2 separate regions of the Homo sapiens genome follow, and region 2 is linked to region 1. The links are chromatin loops, found by intact Hi-C in ENCODE. Cell type or tissue: PC-9. All regions are shown on one strand. Links, peaks and the distances in the headings refer to the core of each region. The heading gives the core; the rest is flanking DNA.

What was found. Hi-C counts contacts between places; a loop is a spot of excess contacts. Peaks named below come from ENCODE experiments on the same cell type or tissue, not always from the same donor. Only the 100,000 strongest peaks of a DNase experiment are listed, where the experiment ranks them.
Region 2: a loop joins it to region 1, with 6 times the contacts of the local background. A loop is called at or near these places in 2 of 110 quality-filtered maps.

What each region holds. Positions count from the first base shown.
Region 1 is chr17:48,876,955-48,881,954 of GRCh38, forward strand. It overlaps LOC105371814 (a long non-coding RNA gene), which reads right to left. Exons shown (of 4, transcript NR_135674.1): 3 at 2,310-2,391. LOC124900395 (small nucleolar RNA SNORA68) reads left to right here and starts at 3,886; the gene lies at 3,886-4,013. RefSeq lists an enhancer at 2,138-2,237. In PC-9, for the core only: CTCF peaks have their summits at 1,350 (motif pointing left), 2,179 (motif pointing left) and 2,388; a DNase peak (open chromatin) is centred at 2,187; H3K27me3 peaks cover 415 bases.
Region 2 is chr17:48,147,939-48,157,403 of GRCh38, forward strand. All of the region lies in intron 11 of SKAP1 (src kinase associated phosphoprotein 1), which reads right to left. LOC124904018 (a long non-coding RNA gene) reads left to right here. Exons shown (of 2, transcript XR_007065827.1): 1 at 1-1,715; 2 at 2,632-4,938. It overlaps MIR1203 (microRNA 1203), which reads right to left and starts at 8,573; the gene lies at 8,489-8,573. RefSeq lists an enhancer at 1,252-2,393. In PC-9, for the core only: CTCF peaks have their summits at 5,895 (motif pointing right) and 6,094; a DNase peak (open chromatin) is centred at 5,943; H3K27me3 peaks cover 1,026 bases.

The sequences.
Region 1 (5,000 bases), core at 1-5,000:
GGAACCCCTGTTTGCAAAGCAGCTGTATTTGCTAAGTAAGACACTTTGACAGGCTGAGCATGGCCTGTAATCCCAGCACTTTGGGAGGCCAAGGCGGGCAGATCACTTGAGGTCAGGAGTTCGAGGCCAGCCTGGCCAACATGGTGAAACCCCAGCTCTATTAAAAATACAATAATTCGCTGGGTGTGGTGGCAAGTGCTTGTAATCTCAGCTACTCAGGAAGCTGAGACAGGAGAATTGCTTGAACCTGGGAGGCTGAGGTTGCAGTGAGCCAAGATCACACCACTGCACTCCAGCCTGTGCAACAAAGTGAGACGCCATTTCTTAAAAAAAAAAAAAAAGGACACTGACAAAATGCCTTTTAAGGAAATGATATTTGGGGAGATATGCTGTCAGTAGTTTCGATAGGAACTCAGCATTGAGTTCCTACTGAGGAAACAGCAGAGAACATCTGTGAACATCTGTGGTTGGGTTCTCCTTCATGTTTCACCTCTTTCACATACCTCACATACCCCTGCATCCATCCTGCCCATCCTCTATTCCATTTGTCCTGTCATTTTTGACCCCGAGTTTTGACAACCCCAAACCTTGTCCCTCCATAAAGTAGACAGGCTAGTAGGTCATCATGGTGAAGAGCCCAGACTCTGGAACTAGACTGTCTGGTGGCAACTTTAGACAAGTCACTCAACCGCTCTTGGCTTTGGTTTCCCCATTTGTAAAATGGCATTGACAATTATAGTCTCTGCTACAGCTAGATGAGTTAAAATGGGTAGAGCATTTAGAGCAGCGCCTGACACACGCTGATTGTAAGCACTCAATACGTGTTCTTCCCTGCCACCTGATTAACAGCTTTGTGAAATTGGGCAGGTCACTCTGAAAGAGGGTATGATTATGATGTAGTGATTAAGAGCACTAGGTTTGACATCAGATGCCCTTGAATCTTGACTTTTTTTTTTTTCTGGAGACAGGCTCTCATTCTGTCACCTAGGCTGGAGTACAGTGGTGCAATCTCGGCTCACTGCAGCCTCAATCTCCCAGGCTTAAGTGATCCTCCCACCTTCAGCCTCCTGAGTAGCCAGGACTACAGGCATGCGTACACGACACTTGGTTCTGTTCTTGTCTCCTGTCCATTCCACCCCCGAGCCAGCAGTCCCAGGAGACAGCCTCTTCCTATTCAGTATCTCCCCCATGTAGGAGCTTAAGTAAATGAAATACCACCACCCCTCTCCCATCTTACCTTGAGATTAGGAAAGACTGTGGTTGAGGGCAGCCTGTGTTACTGAATGTTATCTTCGTGGGCTTGGCTCCAGAGCCCTCAGCAGGAAGAGGGACTGGACCTGCAGCCTCAGACTCAGCACTGGGACTTATAATGAACAGAGTCCTGAGCCCTCTGGTGGGGAGTATTGGGTTCCATTCTGCTTGCTCCTTGCAGGGCCTTTCCAAGAAGTCAAGGGCCCTTGACACTTTAAGGAGTGCCCACATCATGTCAAAAATATTAAAATGCACTGACATCCCACAGAATTTTTTTTTTCTTTTTGAGATGGAGTTTCGCTCTTGTCGCCCAGGCTGGAGTGCCACCACGCCTGGCTAATTTTTGTATTTTTATTAGAGATGGGGTTTCCCCATGTTGGTCAGTCTGGTCTCAAACTCCTGACCTCTGGTGATCCGCTCACCTCAGCCTCCCAAAGTGCTGGGATTACAGGCGTGAGCCACCATGCCCTGCCTGAAATGTGGTTTATACATAAACTATATATACAAACTGAGTTGAGTTGCAGTTGGTTGAGATTTTGTTTTGTAGCCATTTATTTCAATATTTATCCAATGCCATTTTGCAACTGTCTTTTTTATTTTGAAAACAATAACTTTTTTCCAGGTTTCAATAATAAGCCCTAGCTCCTAAGCCATTGTGTCTAAGGGATGGGCCAGCAGTCCCTCCAGTGCTTAGGCTGACTTGGTTGGATTCCCTGGTCCCAGAGCTTGTCAACTCCAGAGCCCATGTGAACCATGCCCACCCTATCTATCTATTCATCCACCCATCCATCCATCCGTTCGTTCATTCGTCCATCTGTCCATCCTTCCATCCATCTATCCACCCACCCATATCTATCTGAGCTGTCTATGGTAGAAAAAAAGCAACTTGGGCGGAGGCTAGAGAAGACAAGCATGGTGTGAGACTGCCCTCTAGAGATTGCTACAGGAAAGTGCAGGTGGGGAGCTCCCTCTTTCAGGATAAGATCAACCCCACCACTCGTTCACTCATTCACATTTATTGAGCGAGTACCTACCTATACCCGGCACCGTGTACTTACCTGTTCTGGGAACAAAAGACAAATACAAAGAGAAACACCACACGTCCCTGTTCTCCAGGAGGTCACCATGTTGTAGCAGTGACTGCAAACACATAAACAAATGATTACTGTTCTGTGCAATGACTACTGGAGTAGATGTGCACCAAGTTCTATGGGAGCACTGAAGGCAAGGAAATAAGTCTGGGGCAATAGGGGAGGTCATCACAGGGAAGGTGGCATTCAAGATGGGCCTTGAAGGATGTGTAGAAGTTTGCCATGTAGTGCTGGGGAGGAAAGGCATTCGGGGCAGAAGGAATGGCAGTGTAGAAATGCAGGCTTGTTGAGGGCCAGCAAGAGGTGTGGCAAAGCTGGAGCATGCATAGTACCGAACAGTCAAGACCCAGCTAGAGAGGCAGGTGGGACCAGATAGTGAAACTCCCACTCAAAAAACAGGAAGTGAGCCAGGTGTGGTGGTGCTCACCTGTACTCCCAGCTACTCGGGAGGCTGAGATGGAAGGACTGCTTGAGCTCAGGAGTTTGAGGCTGCAGTGAGCTATGATCACACCTGTGAATAGCCATTGCACTCCAACCTGGGCAACATAGTGAGACCCTGTCTCTTAAAAAAAAAAACAGAAAACAGGCCATGCCCAGTGGTTCATGCCTGTAATCCCAGCACTTTGGGAGGCCAAGGCAGGAGGATCACTTGAGGCCAGGAGTTCAAGACCAGCCTGGGCAACATAGCGAGACTGCATCTTTACAAAAAAAAAACAAACATTAGCAGGTCATGGTGGCATGAGCCTGTAGTCCCAGCTACTTGAGAGGCTGAGGTGTGAAGACCACTTGAACCCAGGACGTGAAGGCTGCAGTGAGCCATGATCGCACCACTGCACTCCAGCCTGGGTGAGAGAGAGAGAGAGACTCCGTCTCAAAAATAAAACAAAGCCGGGTGCGGTGGCTTATGCCAGCACTTGGGGAGGGTGAGGCGGGCAGATCACCTGAGGTCAGGAGTTTGATACCAGCCTGGCCAACATGACAAAACCCCATCTCTAATAAAAATCCAAAAAATAGGCCAGGCGCGGTGGCTCACGCCTGTAATCTCAGCACTTTGGGAGGCCGAGGCGGGTGGATCATGAGGTCAGGAGATCGAGACCATCCTGGCTAACACGATGAAACCCCGTCTCTACTAAAAAATACAAAAAAAATTAGCCAGGTGTGGTGGCGAGTACCTGTAATCCCAGCTACTGAGGAGGCTGAGGCAGGAGAATGGTGTGAACCCGGGAGGCAGAGCTTGCAGTGAGCCGAGATTGCGCCACTGCACTCCAGCCTGTGCCACAGAGCAAGACTCCATCTCAAAAAAAAAAATTAAAAAAAAAAAATAGCCCAGTGTGCTGATGGGCACCTGAAATACCAGCTACTCAGGATGCTGAGGCAGGAGAATAGCTTGAACCTGGGAGGCGAAGGTTGCAGTGAGCCGAGATCACATGCTATTATTGCACTCCAGCCTGGGCGACAGAGTGAGACTCCGTCTCAAAAAATAAAAACTAAAAAGCAAAAAATAAAATATATAAAACAAAAAAACAAAACAAAAGTAGGACATGTCGCACTTAAACTTAAGACTCTTTTTCTTGCAGCAGTGGTTTAAACAGAGGAACAAACAGGAAGATCTTGTCGCCTTTGAGGGGCTGTGGTTGGGCCCCTCAAAGTGACTTTGGAGGTTCTACGCCACTCATGGTCACCCAGTCCCCCAGTTAATCCCAAGTGGGAGCTCCCAAGCAATTGCTGTGCCTGACAGAATGTGCCAGGTACTTGATATGAGGTTTGTCAAATGCCCAGATCCCAGTGATTGCAGTCACCCTGCCCTCTCCCGTTTTCTGCAGACCGAGACGCGGGCACCCAGCACCGCACCTGGGCCCACTTCATCCAGATCATGAAGGTGGAGGAGACTGCAGCCAGCAAGTGCAACTGGCCAGCAGTCACACAGCTCCATGACTCCAAGGTTGAGTTCCTGCTGCCTCACTGGGTCCTCTGTGGCCAGCAACAAGCCACGTGTCACCACCAAGAGGCCCGACATCTTACAGGTGAAGGGCCCTCTCACCCTGGGTGTGACCAAATAAACTCCTCAAGAACACCAAACCAAACAAAACAGGACGTGATGCTCTGACCAGAACTCTGTGCCAAACAAGAGGGAGGCCTGACCCAGCCATTCAGAGAATCAGGCATATCCAGGACCAGGATCTCAGACACTGAGACACAGTACCTGCCTCTCAGGTGGTCTCAGCTGAAGACATTAGTGCTGAGATGATGAGGCCAGGGTGGGTGGGGAACTTTCAGGTGGGAGTACAGGTGAGACAAGGGAGCAGAGCATGCTAAGAGGAGCCAGGAGAGCTTCCAGAACACCTGTGGCTCTCCTATCTCCCTAACAATTCCTGCTTCACTCGAGTTTCCTTCCTGGACAGGAATCCTGTCTTCACCATCAACTGGCTGCGAGACCTTGAGAAAGTCACTTAATGATGCACTGGCTGGGTGAGGTGACTCACGCCTGTAATCCCAGCACTTTGGGAGGCCAAGGCAGGAGGACCACTTGAGCCCAGGGCTTTGGGGCTGCAGTAAACTATGATTATGCCATTACACTCCAGCCTGGGCAACAACAGAGAGAGACCCTGTCTTTAAAAAAAAAAAAAAATGCTGGGTACAGTGGCTCATGCCTGTAAT
Region 2 (9,465 bases), core at 3,373-8,372, 730 kb before region 1:
TGGGAAGGCTGGGTAGTCAGCAACAGCAGTTGGGAGGGGGGTGGGTCATGGTGACAACTCCACAAAGCGCACCCTGAGCTAAGTGTTCTGAGAAGAGGAATGTGTTCTCTAGATGGAGGGTCTCAGAGCACTTGAGTGCGAGAGAACATTCAGCCTTAAAGGTGAAGCTTATGTCCTGAACAGGGTGGGAGTGGATAATGATCAAGCTGAGGCCACGGAGGTGTGGAGGGCCTGTGCACACACTGCATGTTGTGGGTGAAATGTGTGCAAAACACAGAGTGGGTGTGTGCAAGTGTATGTGACAGAACAATCAAGCTGTGAAGGTAAGAGCAAAGGTGAAATAGGGCTGTAAAGAAAGAGAAATGAAAAGAAGCACACAACTTTACCTAAAGAAGAAAGAAGGGATAGAGGGAAGGTAAACACTTTGCAGATGGGAGAAAACAAGGTGCCAAGTGCAGAAGTCAGGAACAATAAAGACAGCACCATTTCGGAGCTGATAGAATTGTGATACCATGTGAGACGGGCGTATTAATATGTATTCCATAAACTGCGCAGCTCTGCACCGCTCTGTTTTGCTCTGACCGCAGTACCAGCCTCAGGCACCACAACACAATTTGGAAACAATGTGACGGAAATGTTTAATCTGCTCGGCCCATCTGTGCTGCGTATTTCTCCAGATCTCCCTGAGAGAGGCGCCTTGAATCTCCACATTGCCTTTAATATTCTCCTAAATCACCTCCCTACTGCACTTCAAGGGCCATTGCTACAATATCACAGGTTCATCTAAAGTGCAATGGGGAGGGGGTGTTGGGGGAGGCGCAGGCCGGGAGATTTTTTATTTTAAAATAATTTCCAGAGATCGTCTTTTCTGCTTCCTTTAAAAAAAAAGAAGAAAAGTTATTCTACTGTTGCCTTAAGGTTATTGAGGTTGTTTGGTGCAAAACAGGGTAGGATAGAGTGGAATCATTCTCCAAAGAATTATTTTTATTAATCTCGATTCTCTCAAATGGACATGGGAGGGTGAGCAGATGCTCGTTCTCTCTTATCTCTTTTCCTTGCACCTTGCTAGAAAGCACACATAGGGTATGCTAGGGTGATGTGTTCATTTGGGGTTGGAGCCTCTCTCCTTTCCACTCTTGGCATCAGGTACCAGCTTGTTAGTTCCCAGGGCCAACCCTGTCTCTGCTCCACTCTAAACAAAGCCATCTCATTCAGGACAAGTATACATTTAGTCTCTGGTCAACATGCCCTCATTAGGAGAGGACTCTGTCTATATTTTTAATTTTAGCTTAAAACCTTAGATTTTCTCTCCTTAAGTAGAGATGTTGGGTGTCAGATTTCCACTGCCTTTCCCCACTTGATTGCGCCAGATTCAGCAATTTGGGTCTAGCTGGGGTGGGTTTTGGAGAAAGAGGGATGACAAGTCACCATGTTCCAGACCCTAGACAAATGGAAGAGAGTTGCACATCACCAAGAAAATTAGGATTCCTTTTGCTTTGTGAATTAAAGAAATGAATAATTTAATCCTCAAGATTGTTCCGGCGAGGGAAAAGCAACGTCCCAGTTGCGGAGCCCTACAGCCTGTCGGTGTGTTACATCATCTGCACACATAGGCGTTTCCATGACAACCGCTTATAGCTTCATTTCCTGGATCCCTCTAGGGGGTGTCACAGCCAGATCCACCTGCTTTTCACCCTACCCTCGGTGGGGTCATGGTAAGGTCGCCAGAATAAATGAACGCGGGTACTAATGATCTGTTTACTGCTGTTTATGCTCTGTGTGTGTCAGGGGCACGCACATTTAGAGAGCTCATTATGGTTGCAATTAGAATGCACCATCGCTAGATATTTAACTCCTTTTTCTTTTAAATTAGCATTTTAATAACATTCTTTGAGCAGAGAAACAAAATGACCATTTTTCACGGACAAACTTCTAGCTGTAGGTGCAACTTTAATGGCAAAGTTGTGAAGGGGAAAGAAGGGGAAAAAAGGCCATTTTTACTACTTTCACCCTCCTCCTTACCAAAAGGATATTTTTATTTGCTTTCTAACACACTCAATTTCCTAAATTTGTTTTGAATCCAATTATTTTGGGTGGTTTAAAGTACTGCACTCTTGTTGGACGGAAATTAGCAGCGATTGAAATTAACTTTTTATGTGACCTGTGAAAGGGGCTAAAATAATTACAAGTGTGTAGAAGAAACTCTCCAAAAGACCCTTGCTGTAGGATCAGGCTGTGATCCGATGATGCCATTATCCAAATATCTTTATACAGCAAATACAAGGGCTTTTTTCTTTAAAAAGGTGATTGCAATTATTGTTTCTGTTTTGTAATTCTGAGGATTATCTTGTAGAGGATAAGTGATGACAAAAACTTGTCATTATAGACAGGATAAATAAGCAGAAAGAATGAAAATAATAACACAGCATTGTTTACCATTTAAAAATGGTGAGCATCAAAAAGCAGGAGAGGAGGAACAGGAAAGGTGTAGAGACCCCCTTGGTTACAATGTTTCAAAAGGCATTGCTTTGTAGGGATCAGCCAACACCCTTTCTAGGTGTTTATAGATGCTCTGTTTGTGTAAAGTACAGTGAAAAATAACAATTTGAATGTTTCGATTATCTTTCCCAGTCCGTTCCATTTTCATTATTTATTTCCTATAAATCGGGACCTTGCTGAACATAATTCTGCAGACAAGGAGGTGGATGGGACAGCCAATGTGAACAAGGAGATAGATGGTGGGTGCGTATAAGATAGATGCTATGCGCTTATGAAAAAGAGCAGTATGTCTGCATGTGAACATCCACAAAGTAGAGCGAGCAAGCGTGTACACGACAACGGGTATTTATAGGTGGAAAAAGGTGCAAGGAAGATTATGTGGGAACAGGCACAGAGAGTCTGAAACGGTTTGCTCTTTTCCCTACCCTCCTGGAATCCACGTCCAAGTTCTGCCTAAGATGTCCCACACTTGCTGTGGCTCCTGTGAACCTCGCAAGCCTTTCCATGACAACAGACGGGGATTTCACAGCCAGAAGACTTAGGAGGTCAACAGTTGAAAAGCAAGATTTAGAGAGATCTTTAAACAATCACACTAACCTCCCTCCCCTTCCAAAGACAGAAGGAGGAAAACATTTAAAGACGCAGCAGGAAAAAAAAAAAAAAAAAGAGCCTTTCTAAAAATGCAAGTTTAAAATGTTCATGCTTTTGTATCAGCCTAGTTGCACCTTAGAATCTGCCATTTCATAAATAAAATACCGATGGCATAGAGTATAATTTGGTGACAGCTACCCCAGGACATATCTAGATGCACTTCTGTTATTTTAATTAAATACTGCATTATGGTTTGTGACAACTACATAGCTATAGCGTAAATGAATTCAGAATTAAAGTGTTACTTAGGCATCCAGTAATTTTTGTTTCATTCCTTAGTTTTACAAAGCAAATAGCTATAAAATCAAGATGTTTGTTCATTTACAGATGGAGCAGGATTGTCGTCGCTGTTTTTTTCCTCCTTAATCCTCATCCACAAAAAGAAGACACAGTTCAGAGTCTGGCTCCCAACACTCTTAGCTTATGAGCCACATCACAAAGAAAAACACATCCTCTTGACTATAATGTGAAATGCTGAATATTAATTGCTGGTATTATGCCTATCTTTCTAGCTGGGTTCTGTCTTTTAACAATTATTCGGATGGGCTACAGCCTTGCACTGCCAGGAGATTCTTCTCCTTTGTTTAATAGTTAGAAACCAATTTTATTAAAAAACGGTAAAGTTCACAATGCTCCATGTAAGTTCTTAGTATTTGGAACTCTCCCCAAATACAGAATATTATCAGGAACAGAGAAACTGCAGACTCTCTTTGCTAAATATGATGAACATTTCTGCATTTAAAAGAAAAAAATATTTTTCATTTTAGCAATATTAATGTTTCCTTAATGAAACTGGAGAGGGTGTTACAATTTGATATACTTGGTTAGTTTCATTGTCACTTCACTAGCAAATCATGAGAAAGGTTCAGAATATTCTCATCTATCAGGTACAGATTTTCACTCAAAATTAATATGTAGAGTAAAAGGATTTTTGTTCAAATCTGAGGATTTAACTGTATCTTTAACGTTTCATATGTCAAGATGAAAGTTTTTAAATAACTAGTTTTCTGAAACCATTTCTATTATTTCTAATTTGAGAATCAATATGATCTTTTTATTAGCCTTAAATACCATACATCTGGGAATGTCTGCAAATTTAAGCTTTTCTGTGTTCTAATCAATTACCTTCAGTCTTGCATAACTAATCCTATAATCTCCATAGAAGTTACTGCCCTGTATGTTAGCAATGAGGTTATACTTTGTTTCAATATTTTGCTAGTTTGGTTGGAGAGCTGAATCACGCAATACCAAGAAATGGTGGCAGAAGAGGTTTGGGGAGGCTGAGTTTCTTTTGAGAAAATAATTATACTGAAACAAAGCTTTTGTGACTCCTTTTAAATAGGGCATCTCACCAAAATGTCATCCAGCCTCTTTGGCAGATTAGTGGGGAGTTTATTACTAAATCTCTGTCTAATAAATGTGCAGTTGACTCTGGAGGAGCTGCTTGTTATAATACTGGCGGTGGGAAATGGAGGGAATGTCACAGTTAAAGACACAAATTTTCCCCATAATATATTCAAATGGAAACCTCTGAATCCAATACTACATGGGCATATCTAATAAATTCACAATATTTCAGTTTCCGCAGCCTTCACCGGTTAGTTTTAAAGATTTATGTGGTAAAAAATTACTCAGTGATGAATATGGTTTATTCTGTGCAGTATTGGAGGTATAAGGAATTAAACTACCATCTTTAACAGTGAATTTATTATTACCTCTGTCAAAAGACGAAGACGTTAACAGCATTTGTTATAAATTCACTGCAAAATAAATGGCTGGAATTTTTTACACTGGAGTTTGTAAAGCATCGGGCAATTCTGAGCATTAACCTAACCCGGCCGTGGCTTATATGGTTCTAGGTAAACGTTTCTGTCTGGGCTTCGTAGTTAATTATCTGGTCTGGAATTTTCCCCAACTGAAAACTGTGTGCACATGGACACACACACACACACACACACACATACATACACAGAGAGAGAGAAAAGTGAAAGGTCTTGTCCAGGACAACTGTTTAGGAATAAATAGATTAGACTATTTATAGATAGATAGAATAAAATAAAATGCCAATTTTATTCTCTTTTTAAAAAATGGGTTTTAGAATAAATGGTCAGGGTTTGCAGGATGGGTTGATGAGCAACTGGGCCTCTTGTTAGCAGGTTTACATGCATGCATATGCACACACACATAAACACCCTCTCCCTTTTGTCCTCTCTTGGAATGGGTGTCCCCTCATTTATAAAAATTACCTGGAAGGAATGAGGCTGCCAGGGTTTGTTCTAGACGATTGGTTCCTGTCTGGGGGAAAGGAATGGCCTCTACTGAATTTGACCGGTATATGACCGTTGCCTTCCAGCTGACCCCAAATCCCATTCCCATCCTCCTAACTCCGTTGCCTCCCATAGGGGTTATTAATGAGAGAAAACACCATCATCATCATCTTCGTCATCACAGCACAGTGTTGACCTGCTTGTTAACATGAAATGGGGTGGTGGGGACAGCTTCTGCTTCTCTTGCATACCATCATAAATAAGAAAAGATACTTTGCCATAGGATCCCCTCACCCACCCCTTTGATTAGGTCAGAGGTGCATAATAGCTCTTTGACAGGCATTGATCAGTTTCATCACACTGTTTGGGCAGCCTGTGCCCCAGGCCTATATTCTCCCCACTTACTACCCCTAAATTACCTCCCAGATAACCCCCCACCCATCCCCCACTCAGCCAACCAGAGGGTATGGTGCCTGAGGAAGTCCTAAATGGACACTAGATGTCACCAAACACCTCCTTTCCCTCAGAGCCCTGAAATTAAAAAAAAAAAAAAAAAGAAAAAAAAATCCTTCATTTAAGGCAATTGAAGGAATTAACTTATCTGTTTTTATGAGGGTTGTTGTCACATTCAACTAAGCACACTTAAAAGAGGAAGTATTGCTGCATTAAGATAATTTTTACAACATACAAATCTCTTTTGGAAAGAACGGGGTCAAGGGAGGGGAAAGGTCTCCATTCTTTTAAGTAGCCCATTGAGGAAGTAGGTGGAGAAAACCGGGTTAAAACTCCCATTATAATTGACATAGTGTTGTGTTAACATAGTCCAGGTGTGCTGGCGCAGGCCTGCCGCATTCAGATGACTAGACTGGCTGTGGAGCCAGGATCTCATCTGAGTTTAAGTAGCTGCAGTCCAGGGTGACAAAGTCCATTCTTCTCCACATAAGACCCATGACCATCTGACAGCATCACGTGTTCCACGCTAAACTTGACTTTGTCTGTATGGCTCCCTGTTTCCACATCAATTCCATCAGCAAGGAAGATGACCCAGACCCTGGTGTGTCTGGGCCATGAGAATACCTTCCCACCCCAGCTAAGCCACCGTGTAAGTATAAATCTTATGCGTACCCAACTTGTTGCTCCAAGGCTGCTTTCCATGGAAATAAGGCACTGGACAATTCCTTGGAAGAGCCTCAGACCAATTTATGAGGCACACAACCCAAGCCCAAGAGATGTACACTGGCTCAGTTTACCTTAAATGGAAGATCTCACCCAGTGGCCTCTTCTCCTTCCTAGTCAATTGAAAAAGAGCTTCTCTTTCCCTCTTTAATTTGTCCTTATCTTCTGAACAGCTCATGTTACCACCATAAATAACTTATGGAACAGGATGCTTTTAAAAAAAATGGGCGTTTAAGTCTTATCTTGGCTGGGCGTGGTGGCTCACACCTGTAATCCCAGCACTTTGGGAGGCCAAGGCAGGCAGATCACTCGAGGCCAGGAGTTCAAGACCAGCCTGGCCAACATGGTGAAACCCCATCTCTACTAAAAATACAAAAAATTAGCCAGGTGTGGTGGCTTGAGCCTGTAATCCCAGCTACTAGGGAGGTTGAGGCAGGAGAACCGCTCGAACTCAGGAGGCAGAGGTTGCAGTGAGCCAAGATTGTGCCACTGTACTCCAGTCTCGCAGTCTGGGTGACAGAGCAAGACTCTGTCTCAAAAAAAAAAAAAAGTTATCTTGAATAGTGGAACAAGCATGATGATGATGATGATGATGATGATTTTTATTTTTTCTTGAGATGGAGTCTCGCTCTGTCATCCAGACTGGAGTGCAATGGCATGATCTTGGCTCACTGCAACCACTGCCTCCCGGGTTCAAGCGAGTCTCCTGCCTCAGCTTCCCTAGTAGCTGGGACTACAGGCACGCGCCACCATGCCTGGCTAATTTTTGTATTTTTAGTAGAGATGGGGTTTTGCCATGTTGGCCAGGCTGGTCTCGAACTCCTGACCTCAGGCAATCCACCTGCCTCGGCCTCCCAAAGTGCTGGGTGAGCCACCACGCCCTGCCAACAAGCATTATTATTATTTGGAAAGAATGTTCCCTAGTGAGAGACACTGGAGCCAAGAAGACAGGGTCACTTTTCTGAAAGCTAGGACTTGTGACTTGTCTTATCCAAATAGAGGCTTCTTACCTCTTTTTCTCCCACTTATAACAAGTGACCATAGGCCAAGCACAGTGGCTCACACCTGTAATTCCAGCACTTTGGAAGGCCGAGGCAGATGGATCACCTGAGGCCAGGAGTTCGAGACCAGCCTGGCCAATATGGCAAAATCCCGTCTCTACTAAAAATACAAAAATTAGCTGGGTGCCGTGGCACTTGCCTGTAGTCCCAGTTACTCAGGAGGCTGAGGCAGGAGAATCGCTTGAACCCGGGAGGCAGAGGTTGCAGTGAGCCGAGACCGCGCCGCTGCATTCCAGGGCAACAGAGAGAGACTCCGTCTCAAGAAAAACAGAAACAAAAACAAGTGACCACAGTGGTGCTGGTCCACAAAAGGGTCTTGCAATCTGCAGATAAAAGGAACTAAGCCAGGGCACCACACTATCACACGGAGGGTGATTCGGCACCTGCCCTGTCATGCCTGGTGCCCAGGCCGAATGGATTTTTGGAGTACACCTGTTGTTGAACCCCTGCCAAGTACTGATGGCCACTAACCCCCAAATCACTTTTCCCCACTGTTGATGTTTGGAATGTCAGACAGGACTGAGCAGCAGCCGGCGTGTATTTCAAACACAGCAGATGGATTTTTATATTAGCTCCTATTTCATGTTCAGGCAGAGCGACCGCCACGCTAAAACCACAGCCTCAATGCTGCCGAGTTTGCTTCTGTGAGATTAATTCTGTGAAATTAATTGGGACAAGATTGAAAAGGAAATTAAAATGCAGCTGAGTGAACAGGCCTTTCAAACACCTTTTCCCTGCTCTATTCAAACTTGAATTCTGCGGTGGTCGCCGGCATCGTGGGAAGTAATTTACGAGTCGCAGGCTCTCAGGAGCCATTGGTTACGTATGAGGAGACCTGCACCAGCGCCACAATCTGGAGCCACTGAAGAGCGCTAAACACCCTGCTGTGGCTTGAGCTGCATCCTGGCTCCGGGGAGGAAGGGAAGTTTAGTCCCTCACCAGAAAAAGCTGTTCAGAAATATCTGAGTCCAAAAGGAACACAGGAACATCCGCTGGATGCACAGATCTGCTTCGTTATTAAAATCTCCCTTTAATATATTTTGAGACCCAAATTGGAACTCAGTGAATTAAGTGGGCATGACACTGCATGGGGCCAAGGAATGCATGGATGTGATGCAGGGAGGTCAGTGGGAGTCCTCCTGCTGACTGTGCCACTGGTTACTGTTTCAGAGTTTGGATGTGTGGCTCTGGTCTCTCCACAAAATGAAGTTTGAATAATCTGTCAGGGACGAAAGCTCTCAGACCAGGAAAGGCATGGTGGATTTTCATGTAGGCCTCTTCACTGGGTATTTTTTTTTGTATCCAAGTGAGCGACTTTTGTGCTGTAGATCATCTCTTTTTCAATAATTTATTGAACTCCTAGTATGTGCCCAACACTGATCCAAAAGTTTATTATTAGTAAAAGGGAAGGAAATATTCCTACTTCCTACATGCCAGGCACTTCCTTACACAAATTCTCTAATGTAAACATCACAACAAATGTATAAATATAAAATTTCCCAATTTTTACAGGTGAGGAAACTGAAGATTATCAGGATTAGGAGATTTTTGCCCAGGGTCATAAATAACCCGTCTGTTACAGGCACTTACTTGCTTCCCTGAGAACAGGACAGGTGATGGGCACTTGGTTATCTCTGGGGAGCATCTTTTTTTTTTTTTTTGAGACGGAGTCTCGCTCTGTTGCCCAAGCTGGAGCGCAGTGGCGTAATCTCGGCTCACTGCAACCTCTGCCTTCCAGGGTCAAGAGATTCTCCTGCCTCAGCCTCCTGAGTAGCTGGGATTACAGGTACCTGCCACCACACCCAGCTAAT